3 separate regions of the Mus musculus genome follow, and regions 2 and 3 are each linked to region 1. A link is a loop called in an ENCODE intact Hi-C map of the cell type or tissue named here. Cell type or tissue: heart. All regions are shown on one strand.

Evidence for each region. Hi-C counts contacts between places; a loop is a spot of excess contacts. Peaks named below come from ENCODE experiments on the same cell type or tissue, not always from the same donor. Only the 100,000 strongest peaks of a DNase experiment are listed, where the experiment ranks them.
Region 2: a loop joins it to region 1, with 13 times the contacts of the local background. A loop is called at or near these places in 2 of 42 quality-filtered maps.
Region 3: a loop joins it to region 1, with 2.2 times the contacts of the local background. A loop is called at or near these places in 3 of 42 quality-filtered maps.

The regions. Positions count from the first base shown.
Region 1 is chr7:90,440,246-90,448,245 of GRCm38, forward strand. Crebzf (CREB/ATF bZIP transcription factor) reads left to right here and starts at 2,536. Exons shown (of 1, transcript NM_145151.3): 1 at 2,536-7,798. The coding sequence starts at 2,770. The coding sequence ends at 3,846. In heart, a CTCF peak has its summit at 3,391; DNase peaks (open chromatin) are centred at 2,516, 2,996 and 3,316; H3K4me3 peaks cover 3,611 bases; H3K27ac peaks cover 2,738 bases.
Region 2 is chr7:89,938,076-89,946,075 of GRCm38, forward strand. Hikeshi (heat shock protein nuclear import factor) reads right to left here and starts at 3,129. Exons shown (of 5, transcript NM_026304.3): 1 at 2,894-3,129. The coding sequence starts at 2,923. In heart, a CTCF peak has its summit at 3,258; a DNase peak (open chromatin) is centred at 3,136; H3K4me3 peaks cover 2,386 bases; H3K27ac peaks cover 1,625 bases.
Region 3 is chr7:90,136,248-90,144,247 of GRCm38, forward strand. All of the region lies in intron 1 of Picalm (phosphatidylinositol binding clathrin assembly protein), which reads left to right. Among named protein-coding and RNA genes, the nearest start is that of Picalm, 10 kb to the left of the region's middle. In heart, a CTCF peak has its summit at 4,013; no DNase peak of the experiment used is centred here.

The DNA of each region.
Region 1 (8,000 bases):
TGTAGGAGGCACGGAAATCCTTGTGCTCACAGATAAGCATTAGAGGAACCAGAAATATTAAACACACATTGTTGTCTCTTCAAAGAGACACCACCCAGAAAGCTGGGAGCAAAAATAGCCTGGTAACATTTACTCTGTGTGGCAGAGACTACAACTGATCCTCCTCTAGACCCTTATTTTGAGCTTATTTTTTTCTGTCAATCTATAAAATCCATGTGGTGGTTTGAATGTGCTTGGATCAGGGATTGGTAATATTAGGAGATGTGGCATTGGTAGAGTAGGGGTAGCCTTGTTGGAAGAGGCCTGTTGAAAGAAAATGAGATTTTGTATCTTGTGATTCATGTAAAAGAGTTGTCTATGAGCCCACTGCCTGGGGCCAAGAACAAAGCAGAACAGACAGGGCTGTTGTTAAGACATTCCTAAGAACAGCTTGATTGTACAAGCAGGGCTATCTTGTCTGGGCCAACACCACCTGGCCGGAACCTCCCCTCTGTCTACTGCCCCTTGATGCCTGGTAAAGTCATACATCAACTGACTGCTATGTGAACAAAGATAAGCCCCCAGCCCACAGGAACAAGGTCCTGATGCCCTTTTGCTGACATGTAATCTTTCTGTTAATGTTTGAATAAGCCAATAGTGTGTCACTATGCTGAATTCCACACCCCTAAGCCCCTTACCCCATAAAAACCCCTAGCTTTCAAGCCTCGTGGCCGACATCTGTTATCTCCTGTGTGAGATACATGTCGGTCCAGAGCTCCGTAATTAAACGTCCTCATGTATTTACATCAAGATGATGGTCCTTCGTGATTTTTTGGGTGCACACCGAATCGGGAATTGGGTGGGGGTTTCCCCACTAGGTCTAACACTGTCAGTGTCAGAGTGGGCTTTGAGACACTCCAGCCTGCCTGGGGAACTCGGAGTTCCTTCCATAGAGGAAATGGACCCTGCCTGGATTCTGCTCTGCTTCTGTGATGATAATGGACTGAACCTCTGAAAGTGTAAGCCAGCCCCAGTTAAATGTTGTCCTTATAAGAGTTGCCTTGGAGCTGGGCGGTGGTGGTGCATGCCTTTAATCCCAGCACTCAGGAGGCAGAGACAGGCCAGCCTGGTCTACAAAGTGAGTTTCAGGACAGCCAGGGCTATACAGAGAAACCTTGTCTTGAAAAACAAAACAAAACAAAACAAAACAAAACAAAACAAAACAAAACAAAACAAGAGTTGCCTTGGTCATGCTGTCCCTTCACAGCAATGGAAACCCTAATTAAGACATTTGTCTTTATGGAAGATGTCATGCATACTTTTACACAGAGTTTCATGGTGGTCAGGTCATATTGCTGCATACTCTCGATTATCAGCAGGAAACTCTTCCACCAAACTGTGCTTTGCTTAAAAATGCCTAAAATTGGGCTGGTGAGATGGCTCAGTGGGTAAGAGCACCCAACTGCTCTTCCGAAGGTCAGGAGTTCAAATCCCAGCAACCACATGGTGGCTCACAACCATCCGTAATGAGATCTGACTCCCTCTTCTGGAGTGTCTGAGGACAGCTACAGTGTACTTACATATAATAAATAATAAATAAATCTAAAAAAATAAAATAAAATAAAATGATTTAAAAAAAATGCCTAAAATTAAGAACTCTGGGATCATACTCTTGAAGTTTGAATCAACACTGGCTACTCAGTGTGTTAAACTGAATTACATTACTTTGTTTGTCCTGGTGGTTGCAGAAGCCCCCCCCCCCCCCCCCCCCCCCCCCCCCCCCCCCCCCCCCCCCCGCACTATTGGCCCAATGTGTAGTGAGGCTTAAAAGAATTCGTTACATCAGTGCTATGTGCATGAACTCATTGAATAAAAAGTGAAGTGTTTTGTTCAAGACTTGGTCTTTTCAAAAAGCTGGTATTTTAAAAACGGAAAAAGCCTAAGTAACTACCATGACTTGACAAAAGAAAAAAAAAGCAGAAAACAAACAGCAAAACAAGAGACCAGTAAACAAACCAACCACCCACTCTTGGCAAAGGAGCTAATTCTGCAAGTGACCCTTATTGCAAAAACAAATGATAAATAAAAATGATGTAATAATGACAATAATAGCAGTAATAGTATTATGAAAGATCATTTTCTGAGACTAAGGACCTCTGAATGTCGCCTGGGGAGTTAGTGTCAGTACGTGACTGCGTTCCCCAGAATTTGGTAACACTTCTGATTTAAAGTCTTTTGTTTTAACGGGGACTATTTCCTTATGCGTGCTGTTTTTTGCTTGCAGTTTAGAGAGAAACAGCAAAAATAAAAGCGTTCACAAAAACAGTTTTTTTTTAATATAGCTACGTCAAATATGTCTAGATGTCATATTGGATCGAGGAGAGTGGTACCGGGTAGTACCGATGAGTGGGGGGGGGGTGGAAACTAGGTTTTATTGTGTTTTGCCTGCTGCTCCTATGACATCACCGCAAAGCCGAAGTTACTGCACCTCGAAAGCACTCGGAATCTCGCGATACTCTGGCTGGAGCGAAGCGCGTTTTTGTGGGCGGGGTGGGCAGAGAGTAACTTCCGGCCAGGCCGCTGTCTGGGTGGCGCGGCCGAGTCCTCCCCCGGGCCTCGCCGCTTCGCGCTTCCACTGCCTTCCCCCCGCCTCGTGCGGGGGGTTGGGCGGCCGCCGGAGGCCACTCGGACCTTGCCCCGCGCCTGCGGTCGGCCCGGCGCCGTGGCTCTGCGCGCTGGGGGCCCGGGGTCGGAGTGGCTGCGGCCTACCCGGGCCCGCCGCTCAGCCCCATGAGGCACAGCCTGACCAAGCTGCTGGCAGCCTCGGGCCGCGACTTCCCGAGCCGCCGCGACAGCCGGGAGCCGCCCGCCACGCGCGCGCCGCCCCGGGAGCCGAGCGGGGCAGCCGCGGGGGCGGAGACCCCGAGGCCCGGATCGCCTGACCGCGAGCAACCTCACGGGGACGGGGACGGGGGCGAGCCGGAGGCCCGGAGCGGGAGCCGCGGCAGCGTGGCCGTGCGCGCGCCCGCGCCCTCGCCCCTGAAGATGGAGGAGGAGGAGGAGGACGCGATCGCCATGGTCCCCAAGGAAGAGCCGGAGGACATGGACTTTCTCTCCGGGCTGGAGCTGGCCGATCTGCTGGACCCTCGGCAACCGGACTGGCACCTGGAGCCCGGGCTCAGCTCGCCCGGGCCCCTGTCCTCGTCCGGCGGAGGCTCGGAGAGCGGCGGCCTGTTGAGGGGGGACGACGACGACGACACCGCGGCCGCCGAGATGCAGCGCTTCTCCGACTTGCTGCAGAGGCTGTTGAACGGCATCGGAGGCTGCAGCAGCGGCGGTGACCGCGGCGGCGGGGAGAAGAGGCGGAGAAAGTCCCCGGGAGCAGGAGGCGGTGGCGCCAACGACGGCAACCAGGCGGCGACCAAGAGTCCCCGGAAGGCGGCGGCGGCCGCTGCCCGTCTTAATCGGCTCAAGAAGAAGGAGTACGTGATGGGGCTGGAGAGTCGGGTCCGGGGACTGGCAGCCGAGAACCAGGAGCTGCGGGCCGAGAATCGGGAGCTGGGCAAGCGCGTGCAAGCACTGCAGGAGGAGAGTCGCTACCTACGGGCCGTCCTGGCCAACGAGACCGGACTAGCTCGCCTGCTGAGCCGACTGAGCGGCGTGGGACTGCGGCTGACCACCTCCCTCTTCAGAGACTCGCCCGCCGGCGACCACGACTACGCCCTGCCGGTGGGGAAGCAGCCGCCGGAGCCGCGGGAAGAGGACGACGCGGCGGGAGGAGTGTGTCTCCATGTGGACAAGGATAAGGTGTCGGTGGAGTTCTGCTCGGCGTGCGCTCGGAAGGCGTCGTCGTCTCTTAAAATGTAGGGTCAAGTAATCTGCTCTTTATCCGCGTTTACCCCTTTCTCCTCCCTTACACCATGTCAAACACCTTAGTGGGACATCGTCACCGGACGCATTTCAGAGGCGGAAAAAAAAGTAATATTAAATCTTTTAAGTGTTTAGCTAAAAGCATGAATGTGACACTGTAACCAACTCCTAATGATAACCTGTGACTATTAAATCTCTCTGACAGTTTCTTTTTTAGGTGATTTCCTTCCTGCCAGGCTCCGTTGTAGGGGTTACAGAGCAGTCGTTCCCGCCTCACAACCTGGTAAGGATCCATCTCTTCCCGTAACGCTCATGCTCGGCTGCTTAGGCTACTTTAATGGGCAGACATCTCAATGTGTGTGTGTGTGTGATATCTTTTTCTGTTTGTTTTTCTTTTTGAAAGGTGGTGGGAGGGGAATCTTAATTTGGGCCTTGTCCACCCTGGAAACAGACTTGTGCTGGTCATTAATGTACTTAAGTTGCTTCTGGTTGAAATAGCTGTTAAATGTGTCCCCTTGTTCAGAGTTGCGTGTACCTAGCTCTTCTGTCCCCAGTGTGGACATGGCCTTGGATGACATCGGTTCCAACTGTACACAGAAACCTGCTAATAGAGATACAGTTTGGAGACAGTCAAACAGGTGAAGTTGAATGGAAGTTCCGAGTTGTACAAGGTGCAAATTGGAATTCCAATTGTAGAGCAACTTTTCAGAGGTTGACAATAAGTATTGAGGCATGCGCAAATGTGGTATTTTTCTGGAGATGACAAGTCTCCTAAAATACTTAATGAATGCCTTATAGTTTTCAGTAGAAAATGCAGAAATACAGTCTATTTAAAGACCCTAATAGTTCACCACTTGAGAAGTTGGAAATTAACATACCCATCAGATTTCTGTGTTTTAATTAGAAGACGATAAATGAAATGTTTCTTTGAGGACCAGCACAGTAATTACTAATCAATGAGTATGAAGAAATTGTTGAAAGTATTTATTTTTGTTGTATTAAAATTTAGGCTAAATTTCTGTATGATTAGATATTGAAGGTTGTGAAATGTGAATGAAAACATGTAAAGTGAGGCTTCACAAAGAATCTTTTCTCCATATTTCTAAAACTTTTGTCCTATTTAAAAATACTTGTTTAAATTAATGAAATGATCGATACTGTTTTTCCAAAGACGGAAAAGTCTTTCCTTAAAATACTGTTTTTTTGTCCACTTGTCTTAAGTGTGTGTTCTGATGCTCTGAAATGCAAGAGACATTAAATTCTTTGTGAAACATCACTGTTTGATAAAGGATATACGTATTTAGCATCCTTGTTTTTCTTTGTGCTAAAGTGGATACAGCTGTTGGGGCAGAAGAGACGGGACCAGCTGCTGGCCACATTTCCTGCTTTATTTTAAAAGGTAGTATAAGAAATAAGGAAACAGAGGTAATATCAGGGCTTCTGCTGTCTTTTATTTTTAAAATGTTCATAATTAAGTATTTTCCAGCAGTCCAAAGATGTAAGTTATCCTACACGTAAGATGTTTTATTTTGTTACTTGGTTATGGAAATGGAATCTTGTTCTTGCACAACTGTAAATGTTTTGTTGCTAGATAATATGATTTTGAGACCTAAATTAGTCTCTGGTTTTTCAGTCTATCACATTTTGTAAAAATCTCTACTGCACTTGAGCATGAATGGGTAGTAGCCAAACTCACAACTTGGAGTGACGGACCTGCTTCTACAAGGGTAGGATACAAGCCCCACAATGCAGCTGCATGGATTTCAGTGCCTATGAATTATATATATATATATATACATAGATATAGAAACCAAAAGTAGTTGGAAATTTATTTGAAATGACTAATTTGTGCTCTTTCTGAAGTATGTTAAATGTAGCTTTTGAAACAGAAGCCTTGAATTGAAATTTAATACTTGAACATTTTTGTATATATTTCTTTGTATATAATTTTGTGCAGAACCAATGACAAACATATGGTGTCATAATAAAATCAGGTTTGTTGATCTTTCAGTTATGGGCTCAAAGAATTTATTCATCTCTAACATGATATTGGAAAGTAATGGATGAAAATAGGAAAAATGGTTGTTAATATAGACTTAATCGAAAGGTTCTGGAAGTAGTAAGTTTGTTTTCCTAAAAACTATACCATTTCTGTGGAATATTTTCTTAACCTCAGTGCTTTTCCTGCATTTGAAGTGTGGGCTTGGGGAAAATTAGTTTCTGAATTGGGATGTTTTGAAATTCCAAGTACAGAGTCTTAGGCTGTCATTTCATAAATGGCAGTTTGGAGAATTAGGAATTCTCAACAGTGGAAGATCAGAGTGTCCTGTTTTTAAAGCTGCTTTCTTAGGTTCCTTATGTCTTATTAACTGTGTTTTTGTTTCCATTTCATTGTTTTTTTCTAGTTTTGGTGACAGTGATTTTTGTCATTTTTTTTGCATCAACTCATGGTCTTGTTTTTACATGGTAACTGCATGTATGTAGGATCTATCAGGGGCTTTAAATAAATTTTGCTCATATTTATGTGTAAGCACATTTTACTGTAAATGTTTGGGTTTAATTTACAGCAGTTGTTTATTTCAGTGTGTAGTAAACAGTATCTAGAGTGTTCTGTTCACTACTTGTTAATTAAAAAAGTTATGATTAATATAAAACTGTTGTCTTACTATTTTTAGAAAACTTTTGTGAATAATTAGTATTTTGATAGAGAGTTCTGAAATACAAAATAGATTGCTTTGAAAATTTCAGGTTTGGGTGTATTTACTGTGATGTTGAGAACAATTTAGTATTTGGGGAACTGTTTCAGGTTTTATTCTTGATTTGTACCTGTGTAAAAATGATAGAAAACCTTAAAATGTAGCTTTTAAATACCTGTCTTCCTATGGTAGTTAATATTCATACATTAATTGACTAACACATATTGGCATAGTATTTCTATCATAGTAGCTTAAGTTTTTGTCCTTTTTTTAACCATACTTAAAAGTATGTTTGTTAAAAAATGTAGTCACACCTCTGATATATCCAACAAAGTATTCAAAATATTTTAAATATCTGTACATTTCATACTCGCTAAATTAATCTCTTTCTCTTCTCTTTAAACAGCTTAGCAGTATCTGCAAAAACGAATCTTTTCCTACAACCTGTTAACTGACTGGACTGATGGTAACAGTAATTGTGGGAGCCATGTCGGTCAAAAATTTGGCATCTGCTGAAAGACATGAATGCCATTTCCAAGGTCCCAAATTACTTCTATACTGATTACACTTTCCAGAAATGGAGATATGAAAAGATTCTCTGGAATGCTTGAAAGACTTAATAGAAACCCATGAGACTAAGTTAATTTTGGAACAAAATTACACCTCTTTTTTTTCATTCATGGCAATTAACACTAAATTTATCGTATACTTTAAAAAATGGTAACCATTGGAGAAGAGAATTCTAGAGTTTCATCAAGAAACATTAGGTTTTACACAATCAAGGACACTTTGTGGAATTAGACTTAGTGGGTTAGAATGACACAAGTGAGCTAGCAGTGATCACAAACCTCATGAGTTTGTATTCTGGGATGGAAAGAGCTGCTTTGGAAGACAGACACGTTGCTGAGTAGAATAAAGTCCTTAACTAAAAGATTAGTGTCTTAAAATAGATGCATTGATTGTGTGTTTTGAAAAGGTGATTCTGATAACGTGTGGGTGCTAATTCAGGGCATCATGAGCGTGTGAGCAATCCTGGGGTTTGGTATCTTCAGTGTTCTTAGTACTTGGTCTTTTTGAATGTGTTGAGGTTTCTGATGAATGATATAGTTTCTGTTGTTCTATGTTAAAATTTCTGTGGTATTCTGTAAGGATCTTTATATTCTGGATGATAAGGGCTAATTCCATAAGTAAACACTTAGAACCCATTCATTTATCATCTGGAATATGCTAATGCACCTTCCTTCTGGTCTAGATTGAGTTATTTTATGTTTTGGTTCACTTAGGAAATAGATAGAAGAGGGAGATGGTAGGAAGCAGTTAATTTACTCAAAATTCATTCAGGTTGCTCTTTTCCTTGTATTGGTCTGTATGCTCAGTGCCCGTAAAGGGAATTTCTACAGGCTTTAAAGTGATTGATGCTCTTATAGTACAGACCTTGACTACAACTCTTGACAG
Region 2 (8,000 bases), 500 kb before region 1:
AGCAATTCTGAGAGAACTCAGGTAAACAAGCTGTCTACATTTTAGCTTATATGTTTGCTTGGTTTTTTTATTCTAGGTTTCTGTATTTCTTTAAACTGTAATTGCTATTCATCAAAACAACAACTCTACATCACTACAATTACTCTGAAGACTAAACATTTAATTAGTTGATTTCTATTTTGACTCAGGGTTTCTCTAGGTAGCTTTGACTGTCCTAGCTAGAACTCTCTGTGGACCAGGCCTGGCGCTGCCTCCTGAATGACCTTCAACTCCTACTTCTCTGCCTCTCTTCACAGGTGTCAGATTTACAGGTACAAGTAACTGACTTGACTAGGACTGGGTGTTTAAGGTCAAGTTCTGATTCCCTTTTAGGAAATTTACTGACCCAACTTAAAATTTTCCACCATAAAAAAAAAAAAGCAAAAATATAATCCAAAATTTCCTATAGTGCTAAATTCAATTTCGCCAAGTTTTAGCACCTATATTTCTTGGAAGGTGTGAGAAGCTATAGTATTCACAGACATGGAAATAACCATAAGGCAAAATAAGTATTTGTTTCAACTTTTATTGCACAGGCAAGAGACATTCTGTAAATGTGTACCACATTCCAATCCCCTTTAAAAGACAGGATCTTATGCAGGTAGCCCAAGTTGGCCTTGAGTGATCTACATAGTCAATCAAGACCAACCTCAAATTCCTGTCTCCACCTCCCAAGTACTAGAATTACAGCTGTGTGTCACCATATCCAACTACACAGTCTAATCCTTGACTTTAATTAAACAAAAAATGGGGGTAGGAGAATCTTTCCTTTCTTTGAGTTCTTTTTCCTTAAGAAGAAAACAAAAAAACCTAGGGCTAGTTAAGAGCACCGACTGCTCTTCCAAAGGTCCTGGGTTCAATTCCCAGCAACTACATGGTGGCTTACAAACCATCTGTAATGGAATCTGATGCCCTCTTTTGGTGTGTCTGAAGACAGCTACAGTGTACTTAAATATATCAAATAAATAAATGTTATAAAAAAAACCTAAGGTTGTGGTGACGAAGGCTTTTAATCCTCCAGCACTGGGGAGGCAGAGGTAGACAGATCTGAGTTTGAGGCTAGCCCGTTCTATAGAGCAAACTTCCAGGACACCTGGAACTACACAGAGAAATCCTGTCTTATAGAAATAAAAGGAAAAAGAAAAGACTCAAAGAATGAAAATTAGGTTTGTAAGTTTCAATAGGTGGTTTTTCTAGCAAAAGAATGGAGTTAAGTTCTGAGATGCTAGTAGTTCTATTTGTCCTTCATTTTCATTTATGTCTAATGATATACAATTCCAAGCCCCCAAAAAAATCTTGTCTTAAAGAAATATCCACTGGATATTTATCATATAAATTTAATGTTGGGCAAATAAAGCATATAGCCGGAAATTCCCTTCCAGATTAGCTCACAACATAACACAGACTCTACATAGGGTTTCATTGGTTTGTTTCGTTCTGTGGTAATGGGGTTTGAGGCCACATTTTGGGCTTACAATAATTCTGAGCTGGCTGTGCTGGCACACACCTTTAACCCAGCACTTGGATCTCTGAGTTCAAGGCCATCCTGGTCTGCAGAGTCCTAGGACAGCCAGCCAGGCGTACAGAGAGAAGGACCGGTCTCAAAAAAGACAGGAAAAAAGTGTTTTAACTACTGAACTACCCCACCACTGTTTTAGAGCCAGGGTCTAGCCTTGCAACTGTGGGTCTCCTCCCTCAGCCTTCTGAAGAGCTGGAAATACAGGTGTAAGACACGAAGCTGGGCTTTATTAATGGCAGACATCTGAGGAACACGTTCTTCTCAAATTGTTTCTTTCATCTTCCAAACCCCAGAGCTCCTACTGGGACATTCCAAAAGCTATTGACCAGGGTTAGCACTACCTCACCTCCACAGGAGCCTCCCATTCACTGCAGACAGAAGTCCATGGTTTCTTGGAACCACGTGTTTTTCTTAAGAGCAGCGTGTATAGAATACATTATCAAAAGCTGGTGAAAACGGAGGCGTGGAGCTCTCGCTTACCACACGTGAGGCACAATTTAACAAAGAGGTTGCAGTATTTAACAAAACAAGGAGAAACAAAACAAGAATAGCTCTAAAGAGAAAGGAGTCACGTCTCAAGACGGATACATCGCTGGTTTCTAAAGAGCAAACAAGATTCACTCTGGTTACTCCTCAACCACTCCCGCACTCATTTCATTTCATTTCATTCTAAGGCTCTGGCTAAGCAAGGGCATCTCTCTGACCAAAAAGAAAGCATTGTACTCGAATCCTTTAGTTATCACAGGTACGGCTCACACCTAAATTTCAGTCATTTCTATTAAGCAACTTGCAATTATTGTATTTTAAACTGGGTCGGTAAACTTCTGAAAGGGGGGGGGGGGCCTTCCAAAGACACCAAAAAGGAAAAACAAAACAAAACACCTTCATTGTCCGGAAAATTGAATTTTTCCGAAAACCACTTAGCTTTAGATTACAAATCTCAGCTTTACTTCTAAGTAGCATTATCAATTTACAAGAGTAATTACTACACTATCTACTGAGTGTACGTTCCTGAACAGCAAAGAGAGAAAGACTAGCTCACGAGTTACCACGGTTACGGCGAAATGCCGTACAGAAGGCTGAAATTAACAAGTAACTACAGCACTCAACCCAGCAGGTGGAACAAAATCCGCACTCAACAAAATGCAGTCACATCCTGACAGCCTCGCAAACACAGCTAAGAGTGGGGCCAGCGTCCCATTGCCCGTCCGTCGCACACGCCCAGGAAAAAAAGCACAATGACCAGGTTTCCCCGCGTTCCAAGCGCCGTGCACCGTGCCACCACCCAGCTCTCAGTCACCGACCCCTTCCTGCCACCGCCCGGGCCATCCTCACCAGCCTCCCCGCCACCAGGCAGCCAAACATGGCAGCGCCCTCGGCGCCTCTGCTAGGCCAGCGGGCACCTCAGGCCGGACACCAGGAATTCCGCAGCCACTGTCCTAATTGAACTCAAGAACCTTCCAGAATTTGCAGGAAGGAACGTGACCCTCCACTACATAACAACACAGGAACGCATCTGGGCCGGCGACCTCTGACCCTTCCTTCCTAACTTGCACGCCTCTCCGGAACGAGTACTTCCGGGTCATTACACCCATTTCCTCCTTCTAAGGTAGTAAGGAGGAGCTGGTATCGCGCTAAGACTACAAATCCCATAGTGCAGTGCGCCAGCCTCCCAGAGGGCGAGCCGGGAGAATTTGAAAGTTACTACTGATAGTACATGATTTCCGTGCCTGTGTGAGTCAAAGTTTCTAAAGGTGGTGCTGGGAGAAGACCTTTCTGGCGGTTGTGTAACATTTTAGGAGTAACAATACGCCTTTGCCAGAATCGTTTCACCCAGCCTCTCCTTTCAAAAGCTTAATGGGATAAATATTATCTCCGTTTTATACGGAGGGCAATTGGTTCGGCATAACCTGCCCGGAAGCTTGAAAAATTGATTTTTGGAGCGTAAATTCAAGTTGCAACCAACTTACTGCATTCTTCCTGACAAACATTATATCAAAAATGTTAATATATTTTTATCTCATTTTTATGGCAGTGTCTTATTACCTAGCCCAGGTAGACCTCGAACTTGTGCACTCCTTTCTCAGCCTCCAATTGCTGGAATTATAGGCGTGGACCACTAAAGCTATAGAGGTCCAGAAGTCCTTTTCCCCACTAAATACTAGTTTTAACACGTAGTTGTGTTCTTGCTTATATTTCTTGTAGTGCTTCACTTGTGCTTCCTCCCCGCCCCAACTAATGTGCTGTACAACTGTAGGCAAGCTATATAACAGCTTCATCAGTCAATCATCTGCAAACTGAGACAAATAGACCTATTGGGTTGCTGGAAGGATTAAATGATGAATTAATTGATAACTGCCACTAAGAATAGGGTCTGGTGCTGCTTAGGGAGTTTTGTTGTAAAAATGCCTTTTAAAAAAAATAATAATCTAAGTTTTCTCACTTTGGGGAGTTGTTTTCCAAGACAGGGTTTCTCGATGTAGCCTGAGCTGTTCTGGAACTCACTCTAGACCAGACTGGCATCAAACTCAGATCTGCTTCCCTCTACCTGCTAAATGCTACAATTAAAAGTATCTGATACTAGCTGGGCGTGGTGGCGCACACCTTTAATCCCACACATGGGAGGCAGAGGCAGGCAGATTTCTGAGTTCGAGGCCAGCCTGGTCTACAAAGTGAGTTCCAGGACAGCCAAGGCTACACGGAGAAACCCTGTCTCAAAAAGCCAAAAAATAAAAAAGTGTGTGACACTGCTGCTCATCTTTTGGGATTGGTGTTTGTTTGTTTGTTTTTATTCATTTATTTGTCTCTCTGTTTGTTTGTTTTTTAAATAGACAAGGTTTTGCATAATTTAGACTAGCCTGGACCGTGCTGTGTAGTCGAGGATAATACTGGATTCCTGATCCTTCTCCTCCACCTCCCGAGGGCTGGCATTACACACACACACAGCCCCATAACTGACTGACTTGTCCTTTGAGTTCTGGATGCATTTCCAGAAAAGGCTCATTGGAAACACAAAACATTATCTAAAGGAAGTAGCACCAAGGATCGACCGCCACCGCCACCGCACTCATTCTCCCTTTTTCAGCTTTAATCCCTGTGCCTTTTGCATGAGGAAAGAACACAGTCTTTTCGAAGCTTGATCTATCTGAGCATGGACCACCAGCCATAACAGGTCTCTCTTCCCCAGTGCAAACAGTGCAAGTCTTCTTCTTTTTTTTTTTTTTTGGTTTTTCGAGACAGGGTTTCTCTGTGTAGCCCTGGCTGTCCTGGAACTCACTCTGTAGACCAGGCTGGCCTCGAAATCCGCCTGCCTCTGCCTCCTGAACTTAGACTAGAAAGGATGTACGTAGTAAGACCACTGGCCGTCAGATTGCTTCTGTTCACTTCAGGCATTTACCAGCTGCATGATACACTGGCTAACCTAACATTCTCTTGTCTCTTTTTCACCATTTTTTTTTTTTTGGTTTTTTTTTTTTTTTTTTTTTTTTTTCGAGACAGGGTTTCTCTGTGTAGCCCTGGCTGTCCTGGAGCTCACTTTGTAGATCAGGCTGGCCTCGAACTCAGAAATCCGCCTGCCTCTGCCTCCCAAGTGCTGGGATTAAAGGCGTGCGCCACCATGCCCGGCTTTCACCATTTTTAAAATGGAATATTATCAGGATTTACCTAATAGGGTCGCTTTGATGGTTCTTACCTGTGAAATACTAAATAGTGGGTAGACTCCCGCTCAGTGTCAGTGATTCACTTTGCAGGGTTTCCTGTATAACTTCCCACCTTGGGTTCTGTGCATGTTCTGACTTTAGGAGCAACTCATACTATTCAACTTATATGTTCTTAGGCAACGTTTTCATTTGTCTGTGATGTGCATTTGATTGTTGCTCCTTTCCTTATAAGACAATCTTATTAGTAGCTTGAGAGCTGGCTAGCTTAGAAACTTTGTAATGATCTCTAGCTGTTTATTAATTAATTAACTTAGTCTTAGTCTTTATTATATAGGACTTGCTTTTTTTTTTTTTTACCATTTTCTGGTAGATAATTTTAGTTCTAGATTGGACAGAGAATTAGAGACAATAATTTAGTAACCTTTCTCCACATTAGATATCTGTAGAGTTAGGTCTGATTCTTCCTCCTAGCCCCGTGCTCCCAGAAATAAGACTCAGACTTTGACTAGATCATAATGTAAAATAGCCCGTTTATTCTAATCTATATTTCTTACCCGCGTTCACGCGACCGGCCAGGAAGAACGCAACAAACCGGAATCTTCTACGGCAAAACTTTATTGCTTACATCTTCAGGAGCAAGAGTGCAAGAGAGCAAGAGCGCAAGAGCTTTATTGCTTACATCTTCAGGAGCAAGAAGCAAGAGCCAGAGCAAGAGAGCAAAAAGGCGAAACCCTGTCCCTTTTTCAGGAGAATTATCCTCCGCCTAGGACGTGTCACTCCCTGATTGGCTGCAGCCCATCGGCCGAGTTGTCGTCACGGGGAAGGCAGAGCACATGGGGTGGAGAACTACCCTTGGCACATGCGCAGATTATTTGTTTACCACTTAGAACACAGGATGTCAGCGCCATCTTGTAACGGCGAATGTGAGGGCGGCTTCCTACATATATTCTGCTACATGGCTGAGTACCTTTGCTCAAGCACCATGTGTCTGTACTCCTCACAGCTTCCCCGGCTAATCTCCCACACCTAGCTCTATCCCAGAATCCTTTCTGCCTCCCCGGTATTCCTCCTGCTATTCTACCCTTTCTTATAGGCCATAGGTTTTTAATTGACAGCTGATACATACATACATACATACAACAAGATATTCTCTCTACAATTCCCCCCTTTTAGTCTAATAAAAGGTTCCTTTTCTTCCAAATATAAATTGAATACAATTATAACAATTATGAAAACTGTAAGGTATGATATATATTTAAAATGTCCAGTCTATGTATAGTATTTGGCAGTTAGGGAACTTTTTCTATTATCTATCATATCTTGGTGTATTCAAAGTTTTTGTACCTAACTCAACTTGTATTACCAACTTAAAAACAGCTTTTTAGACTAACACATCTTCTTAAATTCTAAATAACTCAAGCTTAATTTTCAGACTTTAACTATCAAGTTTTCAAGCTCATCAGAGACCTGAGAAGGAATAAATTATACCTGAGTATACAGAAAGTGTAGGCAAGCAGCCTTCAAGCCTAAGAATTGACAGACAGTATATGTGGCAGTATATATGGCAGCCATATTTATGAAGCAGGAATTATGAAGAACTTGCTTGCAATACCTTGTATTGCCAGAGTCCAGCAGTCAACTTCCTGTATCCATTTGTCCTTTCTGGACAGCATGTTTTCTGTAATTGAGACATGGTCATTTTCTTTGCCCAGTGGCCAGCTTGCCTCAATTGAAGCACCTCCATATGGAGGTTATTGATGTTCATCATCTTCTTCCAAATTAAATGGGATGCTGCCAGGAGCTGACATGTCTCATAGTCAAAAAGATCTTTAATTAAGAAAGCATCTTTAAATGCCATATTCTGTTGACCTCTGAGGTTTTTGAAGACTATTATCTGTAGTATATCTGAATTGTCAAACATTGTGTGTTCTTTGCTATTTATTATCTATTAACTTGTATTTCTTAATCATCCCTAATAGTTCCTAACTTGCATTTTTTATTATTCCTAACAGTTTTAAATAGAAGCATTCAAAAGGACTAGAACTTTATATTACATCTTTAAGAATTATATAAATACAATACCTCAAATGTTGAAAACATACATATTATATGTATCAAAATTAACCTTAAATTTGTATCAATATACAATAACCTATATCACTATATCAAAATAACTTTATTTCTCTATCAATATACAAAGTTCTGTATGAATATAATAAAATATAAACTCAACTTTGCATCAAAATTCAAAGATCTCTACCAATGTTAAGATTATGACTATAGGACTGGTGAGATGGCTCAGCGGTTAAGAGCGCCAACTGCTCTTCCAAAGGTCCTGAGTTCAAATCCCAGCAACCACATGGTGGCTCACAACTATCCTTAAGGAAATCTGATGCCCTCTTCTGGAGTGTCTGAAAACAGCTACATATAATATATATTATGATTATGAATATATGAATATATATATGATTATGACTATAAAATGTTTTTTTGATTTAAGAGTAGATTCAAAGCCAGGCGTGGTGGAGCATGTATTTAATCTCAGCACTTGGGAGGCAGAGGCAGGCGGATTTCTGAGTTCAAGGCCAGCCTGGTCTAGAGAGTAAGTTCCAGGACAGCCAGGGCTACACAGAGAAACCCTGTCTCGAAAAACCAAAATAAAATAAAATAAAATAAGAGTAGATTCAATAATCTACCCCTTTTGTCTAATATTCTTATAATATTTTTATATCCTCCCTTTTTTTCAACCCCTTTCCCTTACCTAATAAAGAAAGAAGAATAGA
Region 3 (8,000 bases), 300 kb before region 1:
CTTGACAGTGTCTTCCAGAAAGCAGAAAACTTTAGTTTCAATGTAGTCTAGAGCAGCAGTTCTCACCTGTGGGTTGTGACCCCTTTAGGGGTTTGAATGATTTTCCCATAGGGGTCACATATCAGATATCCAGTATATCAGATATTTACATTATAATTAGTAACAGTATCAAAATTACAGTTATGAAGTAGTAATGAAGTAATTTATGGTTGGAGGTTACCACACCATGAGGAACTGTATTAAAGGGTTGTATGCAGCTTTAGAAAGGTTGGGAACCATTGGTCTAGACCATCACTCCTTGGATTATTCCTTTAGTGTTGTTTCTAAAATGTAATCACCAAACCCAAAGTCATTTGGATTACTCCCCATATTGTCTTCCCAAAACCTTGTTTTGTATTTTCCATCTGGTTTTGTAATAGTTTTGTGCATATTTCTGTGAAAGGTGTAAGGCCTGTGTCATTCAGTGGGCTCCTTTACATAGGTATGTTCACCTTTTCTCATTGCATAGACCTGGGCTCCTTTGTTAGCACCGATTCTTCAGGTATGAGCCAAGGACACCTGTGAATATCTATAACCTTCAGCAGGTTTGTGAGGTCAAAATTGAGTATCCATATTTTAAGGTACAACTTCCCTTCCCTATTCTGAGTTTCCCAGAAGCTTTGTGCTGTGTGATTATTGCAACAGGTTGAGTGTATTAGCAAACCATAAGAGCTTGACTCTTGTGGCTGGTGAGATCACTCAGCAGGTGAGAGCACTGACTGCTCTTCGGAAGGTCCTGAGTTCAAATCCCAGCAACCACATGGTGGCTCACAACCACCTGTAATGAGATCTGACGCCCTCTTCTGGTGTGTTTGAAGGCAGCTACAGTGTACTTATGTAGAATAATAAATCTTTGGGCTGGAGCAAGCAGGAACTGAGTGAGCGGAGTCAACTGGAGCGAGCAGAGGTCCTAAAAATTCAATTCCCAGCAACCACATGAAGGCTCTCAACCTTGAAGCTACAGTATACTCACATACAACCTGTACACAGCTACAGTGTACTTATACATAAAAGAAATACATAAATTTTTAAAGAAAAAAAAAAAAGAACTTGACCCTCTGTCAAAGACTTACAGAAACCAGTCTCTTCTGGTGCTGTTCTTCTAGATTTTAAATATAATTTTCATAAAACCTGTTAATACAATGAGTAGAGTTTGTTGTTTCTAAATGAATAAATTTAAAACTCAGTTTTAAGTTCTGACAGTAAATACTGACAGAAATCTCATAAAAAAATGTTGTTTAGAGTCCCAGTTTTTATGAGTTAAAGTACCAAGACTAAAAGACATACTTCTGGGAAGGCTATTAGGGAGGAGTAAAGGTTATTTCAGGAGGAACTTGATGTGCAAAAGATTTTTTAAAAAGATTTGTTATTTTTATTTATGTATGTCTGGGTCTGAATATAAATGCAGTGCCACAGAGGCCAGAGGCTTTGATTTCCTATTGAAGTCATGGTAATTGTAAGATGTCTGGAACTCTTACTGCTCTGAAAGAGCAATAAGCACTTTCTTTTTTTCTTTTAATTTTTTTTAATTAGGTATTTTCTTCATTTACGTTTCCAGTGCTATCTCAAAAGTCCCCCATACCCTCCCACCCCATACCCTCCCACCCCACTCCCACTTCTTGGCCCTGGTGTTCCCCTATACTGAGGCATATAAAGTCTGCAAGACCATTGGGCCTCTCTTTCCAGTGATGGCCGACTAGGCCATCTTCTGATACATATGCAGCTAGAGACACGAGCTCTGGGGTATTGGTTAGTTCATAATGTTGTTGCCCCTACAGGGTTGCAGATCCTTTCAGCTCCTTGGGTACTTTCTCTAGCTCCTCCAGTGGGGGCCCTGTGATCCATCCAATAGCTAACTAGCACTTTCTTTTTTAAAAACTATTTTACCACATATATTTTTTTTGTGGAATCTAAGCTCAGAATCTCATGTAAATGTTTCACCAAGTAAGCACTCTTAATCACTGAGCCAGCCATCTCTCCAACACATTTACTACCATTTATAAAACTTATGTTAGGGCAGACATAATTGTGTGGTTTATTTGAAAAGTTTTCTTTGTAGACTAGGGATTTCTGTTTCATTTTTGTGTCTTGGCTTTTTTGTATCCCTTCAGTAACATACTCAGCAGCTCTCTGAGTGTTCAGTAAATAGCGAGTGAGCATATATTTTCCTTTATAGATCAGACTAAATCATGAAAAGTCTGAGGAAACAGCAGAGAGATCTGTTTCAACACTCTGAGAGCGTTTCCTTATGACAGTTTACTTGTAGTAAAGTCAATTGTAGTTCTCTGATGGAACATCATTAAGACACTGTAACATCCTGCTGTGGGTTTCTTTGACCTCAGAAGCCCTTAAGAGAATTGTTTTAGTTTAGTTGTTGGTTGATGATGACAGAGTAACACTGTAGTTAGGAAAACTTTGATTATGACCGTTCAGTTTGAAGGCGGTATTAAAATGCATATCTTGAAGGCTGTTCTTGAAAGTAGAAGTGCAATTCTAACTATAAATAAAGTAGGACCTGATGTTTGAGTCTCTTCAAGGAGGTACTGATCACATTGGCCTCCAAGGTAACAACTATGTGGCAATGTCTCATCTATCTGCCTACCTATTAATTTATTTGATATAACAAAGGAGAAATAAACAGTTGTCAGATAGAAATGAAATAATTGTTTTAGAGTGAAATTTGAGGTAAGGATTAGGAGAGGTAGTGATGTTAGTAAAAATATCACTCTATCTGTAACCTTAAGTGTTTGCCAGGGATTGATGAAAAGTTTTCTCTGAAATCTGGGAATTCTAATCTTAGAAATGTGCTAGAAACTGTAGCAACAACTTATTACTTGAAAGAGTTGTAGGGGCCAAATATTCCTCAAGAATAGTTCTTCCAAGGAGTAGGTGAAGAAGAGAGGCATGTTTTGCAGTTGACTTTCCTTTCTACAGATCGCAGGTTTGCTTTGCAGGCGTCTTCACAGGATATGGTCAGTTGTTCTATTTTAGTGTATACTTGTATTGATTATGGATCTTACGTGACTATAATGGCAGTGTGTGTGTGTGTGTGTGTGTGTGGGTGGGTGGGTGGGTGGGTGGGTGGGAGAGAGAGAGAGAGAGAGAGAGAGAGAGAGAGAAAGATGGGGTGGGGAGAGAGGAATTAGATATAGTACTTCAAATAGTAGGGAATGTTTATATAGAGTATTGATAAAATTTTGATATACTTCAGGTATTTATTTAAAAAAATTTCATTTACTCATTAAGTAATTTAAAGTTATGTTTATATATAAATAGTTCTAAGGTGGCATGAAGGGGATTGTGAAGCAGTATGCTTCCCCCCAACCCCCACACCGTATGTATATATTTATGTTTCAGATATTGTATTTACGCATTTTAAGTTGAGAGAGAATTTTGTAACGGTTAAATTGAGACACAGTTCACATTGCCTACTGCTTACTGTTTCAAAGTGTTCAGTGGTGTGTGCTGTGTATTCATGATATGTAGGTGCCCATCACTATTATCTAGCTCTACAACATTTTCCATTCCCCTACTAAAAAAAATGTTAATAGTCATTCCAAGTTTCTTCAGCCCTCCCACAGCCAGGAATCTGTGTGTCTGCTCTAGGCATTTCATGTTAGTCACATCATAGTGTATGATCGCTTTGAAGGCTCATCCGTGCTATAGTAGTGACAGATTAAGAGAATCTAAAGAAGGTTGAAGGTCTTTTCTTTTCTTTTTTTTTTTTTTAAACTACCTTTTGTGCTCAACATAAAGTCCAGTTATACTACCTCAGTGTAATATGGAAATAGAATTTTTTTATGTTAACCTATAGTACTGGTTATAGTTTTTTGATGGATGAATGGAAATTATTTGTCTCAAGCATTCTATTCTCTCAGTTGGATGGATCACTTGATCAGTATGTTTTTAGATTGAGTTATGTTTTTTTTTAATTGCCTGGAGGTAAAACATCAATAAATAATGGTTTTGGTCATACAGAAATGTCTTGTACTGCCCTCTAATGATAACTTTTCATATCAAGGTTTGTTTTTGTTTTTTAGTAGTTCTTGTAATTATATGTATGGAAAGGATCCCCGTGTATCTTCTTTAAACATGTGAAATGTTTAAAATGCAGCATGGGACAAATAAGCAATAAAAGATGCTGACTGGGTCAAGTCAGGGTGAGGGTTTCCCTGAAGTAATAGTCAGTAGTGCTTTCGGATCTTACGAAATGAAGAGAGAGATTGCTAAAAGTAATAGTGTTTGCTCTGTTAATGATTTGTTTAAACAGTTTCTTTTCAGACTCAAGTACATTTTTTTTTCTTTTTTTTTTTCCATTTTTTATTAGGTATTTAGCTCATTTACATTTCCAATGCTATACCAAAAGTCCCCCATACCCACCCACCCCCACTCCCCTTAAGTACATTTTTATTCTGCTTTGAGAGTAAAGGAATGATGGAAACAGGGAAATAAATATTTGGATTTAGTTCATGGAAAACTAGGGCAGTTTGACACAAAAGTATTTATTCCAGAGTCTGCCTTTTGCTGGTGTATTTGATTTTAAACAGTTTGTCAGTAAAGTCCTTCAGCTTTCCTGCTTTCTAGGATTATGGGCTTATCTAGTTGTTAAAAATGGATTCTAGATAGTCACTGGTTTTAAATTTTTGGTTCTTTCCAATAGTTTGTATCTTGTGGTAGGATATAAGACTTTATTTACTAAATGCTTGTGTGCTGTGATATAAAGTATTAGTAAAAACATTTAAAGTGTAAAAGTACTAGAAGAACTGAAGGCTAGACCCTCAATATGCTGCTGTGAGTGGTGGTGGGAGTCTTCTGACTGCCTCAGCTGTATCCTTCCTCTCCTGATCTCCATGCTGGCTTAGAAGGCAGACTTGTGGGTTCATCCTTGAATGAGAGTATTTTTCCTGAAGAAGGGTCAGATGACAAAATGAGACTTATTTAGTGGCATTTTAATGAAAGTTTCTAGAAACGTTGATACTGAAAGAAAAAAGTTTTCTTTTGTGCACCGTTTTACTGTATCCTAGGCTGACCTGGAACCCAGCAGTCTTTCTCACCTCTTGGGATTACAGGTGTGAACTACTGCGCCTACCTTTGAGTTAATATTGAGCAGGACTTATGCCAGTCTTGAATAGAATGGGGGTGATCAAGGTTTAGGAAAGAGCATAGCAATGTGACTTTTTCCTTACCTTAAAAGGACCACGAGTGCTAAACAGTCAAGTAATTGAGGTACATGCATATAATTTGTGTGTGAAATTTCAAAGTAAGAGGTAGGAATTAAATCTAAAGGAGGTTGGTGACACACAGAGGAGGGGACCAGAACTTAAAGGATATATAGTGATTTTGCAGAAGGATAGAAAGTTCTTTTTAAACTAGCATATGCAGTGACATGAAGGTAAGAAAGAGCTTTATAGTGCTGGGGGAGGGTGGTAACTTACCTGGTACAAAGTCCTGGGTTTGGAGAAGTTGCTAGATGAGGCTGGATAGGAGCCCTTAAAGGTCTTGTTACTTTGGTAGGCTTTGTCTTCAACCTTCACTTCACAGACCTTCATCTTAGAGCGCCTCTCCCTTTACTGTTATTAGATGCCAGTGCCATGAAGCCAGGGAATGCTTTTGGGGGGCCTCTAAATTTATGAATGGATATAAACTCAATAGATGATAGTAAATTTTAAAGATTTTAGGAGGTTTTCTTTGATTTGATTTAACTATTTAGATACATTTGTAAACGGTCAGTCATTCTTAATGTTTTAAGAGCTGAGTCTAACAAATGAGGCTTATAGTTTGGTAGGAGTTAATAAACTTCTTAGTAATTATATATTGACTGTCTACTATTTATATGCCCAGGTTACTCTGTGGAGATTATTGGCAAATCTAGAAGTGAAATTGCTGACTGGGTCCTTAATATAGTAAGGAAAATGACATATACACATAATAGTATTACCAGGCAATCAAAGATAGATACTAATTCAGTGATACTTAGAATCAGAGGGGAGGCATTGCTTTTAATAGGTGAGGCAACTGGGCCTTCAGTGATGAGTAATGAGGAACAATAGGAATTCCGTGCAGCAGAAAAGAAGGTATAGACATGTAGGTAGGAAAACTGCAGCAGTGTTTATGTTAACAGGTGCTTTGTTGAGAAGTGGGATTCTAAGGGTCAAAATATAGCTGAAGTCATTGACTTAAGGCCAGATTGTGGAAGGAGTTGAATTTTAACAACACACTTTTCGTCAGAGGTTATTGCTCAGGAGTTTTGGTCAGATTGCACTGTTGTTGGAGCTACTGTGTCTTCTCTTTTGCCAGTCTGAAGATGGGAGCAGAAGGCTTTGCTTGCTTTGAAAGCTAAATGTTATCTTCTACTTTTGCTTACTACAAGTGTAAGCTACTAGATTGTGACCTCGAGCCTTCGTTTTTTGTTTCTTTGAGACAGAACTATGTAGCTGAAGTTGGCCTGCTAATTTTTATATTTAGCCCAGTCTGGCCTCAGACTCCTGAATATTGGAATTATAGGTGGCTCCTCTAAGCTAGACTATTTCGTTTTTAGACAGAGTTTTTCACTGTTTGCCCAAGCGGGTCTCAAATTTGGGATTTCCCCTTCCTCAGCCTTCCAACTGGTAGAATAACTATCACAACTCTGGGCCAGACTTTTAAATTTTGAGTAGTTCCAATGTCTGTATTTATATAGTATTATTTTATTACATTATTGTACTATAAACTATCATTTAAATTTTTATGTTACTTTATTACTATAGATTATTATTAATAATACAGTGATAAGTACTCAGGTTTGAGGGGTATTTGTCTTTCAGGTGAATGGGATCATTGAAGAAGAACAACAAAAGGCTTAATATCTATCTAATTTTGACCTAAATGTAGATCCCTCCCTTTCTTCCTTCTGGTTTGGTTTTTTTTTTTTTTTTTTTTTTTTTTTTTGACTAGGTTTTAGTATGTAGCCCACATACCTGTTTCCTGAGTGCTGAGTTTAAAGGCATGTACCACTATGTCAAGCTAAAAGTTTGTTAAAAGTTTAAGAAAACTTCAATATTACACAGAGTTGGATGAAATTAATTTAGTTAGGATACAGTGTACACAGAGTTGGAGAATAACTTAGATTTGGGTTGTTATTTCTTGTGTTTTGCATTGACATGTAGTAGCATATTTATAAAAACCTCTAAAAAATCTGTTTAATAATCTTGTTCTGGTTTATAAAGGTGGCACATGCCTTTAATCCCAGCGCCCAGGAGGCAGAGGCAGTCAGATTTTTAGGAGTTCAAGGCCATCCTGGTCTAGAGGTCCAGGACATTGACAGCTATATAGTTAGACCTTGTCTCAACTCCTCACTCTTAAAAAAGGAAAGAATATGTGGACATTTATCCATTTAATTTGCTTATCTTGCAGTGCTGGGGTTTGAACCCAGAGCCTCATTGCATACTAGGCAAGCATTCCTACTTCCATGATATATCCCTAGCCTTAACTTTTTTATTTTTGGTCAGAGTACATTTACTTTCAGATGATAATAAAGAACCTTGCCTGGGAGTCTGGAGAAACCCCTTATCTAGCTCACAGAAAACTTTCAGAGACTGGGGAATAGAGGACTTCCCAACAAATAATGATTTCTATAAGTATGTAAAGTTCTATTTGGGAATAGCAACTTCAAGAGGGAACTCACCTTGTGGAGTATTGGTGCTAGCCTTCTCTCTGCATGACCTTAGAAAATCAGCTTGCTTGTTTTCTAAATTGCCTTTTTCTCTGCTATTCTGTGATGCTAAATTTGTGCTCCTTTAGCTTTTCGTTATTGGCTTTGGCAATTACCATCATAACCTTTGAAAACTACAGTCAAGAAACTGTTTGTCTACTTAGCTCTTCCTTTATTTCCCACAAGTTTTCAGTCCCATGTACTAATATATTATTACTTAAAAAAACAATGAGAGCTTGTATGTCATGCAGCTGTTGACATTCTTTTATGT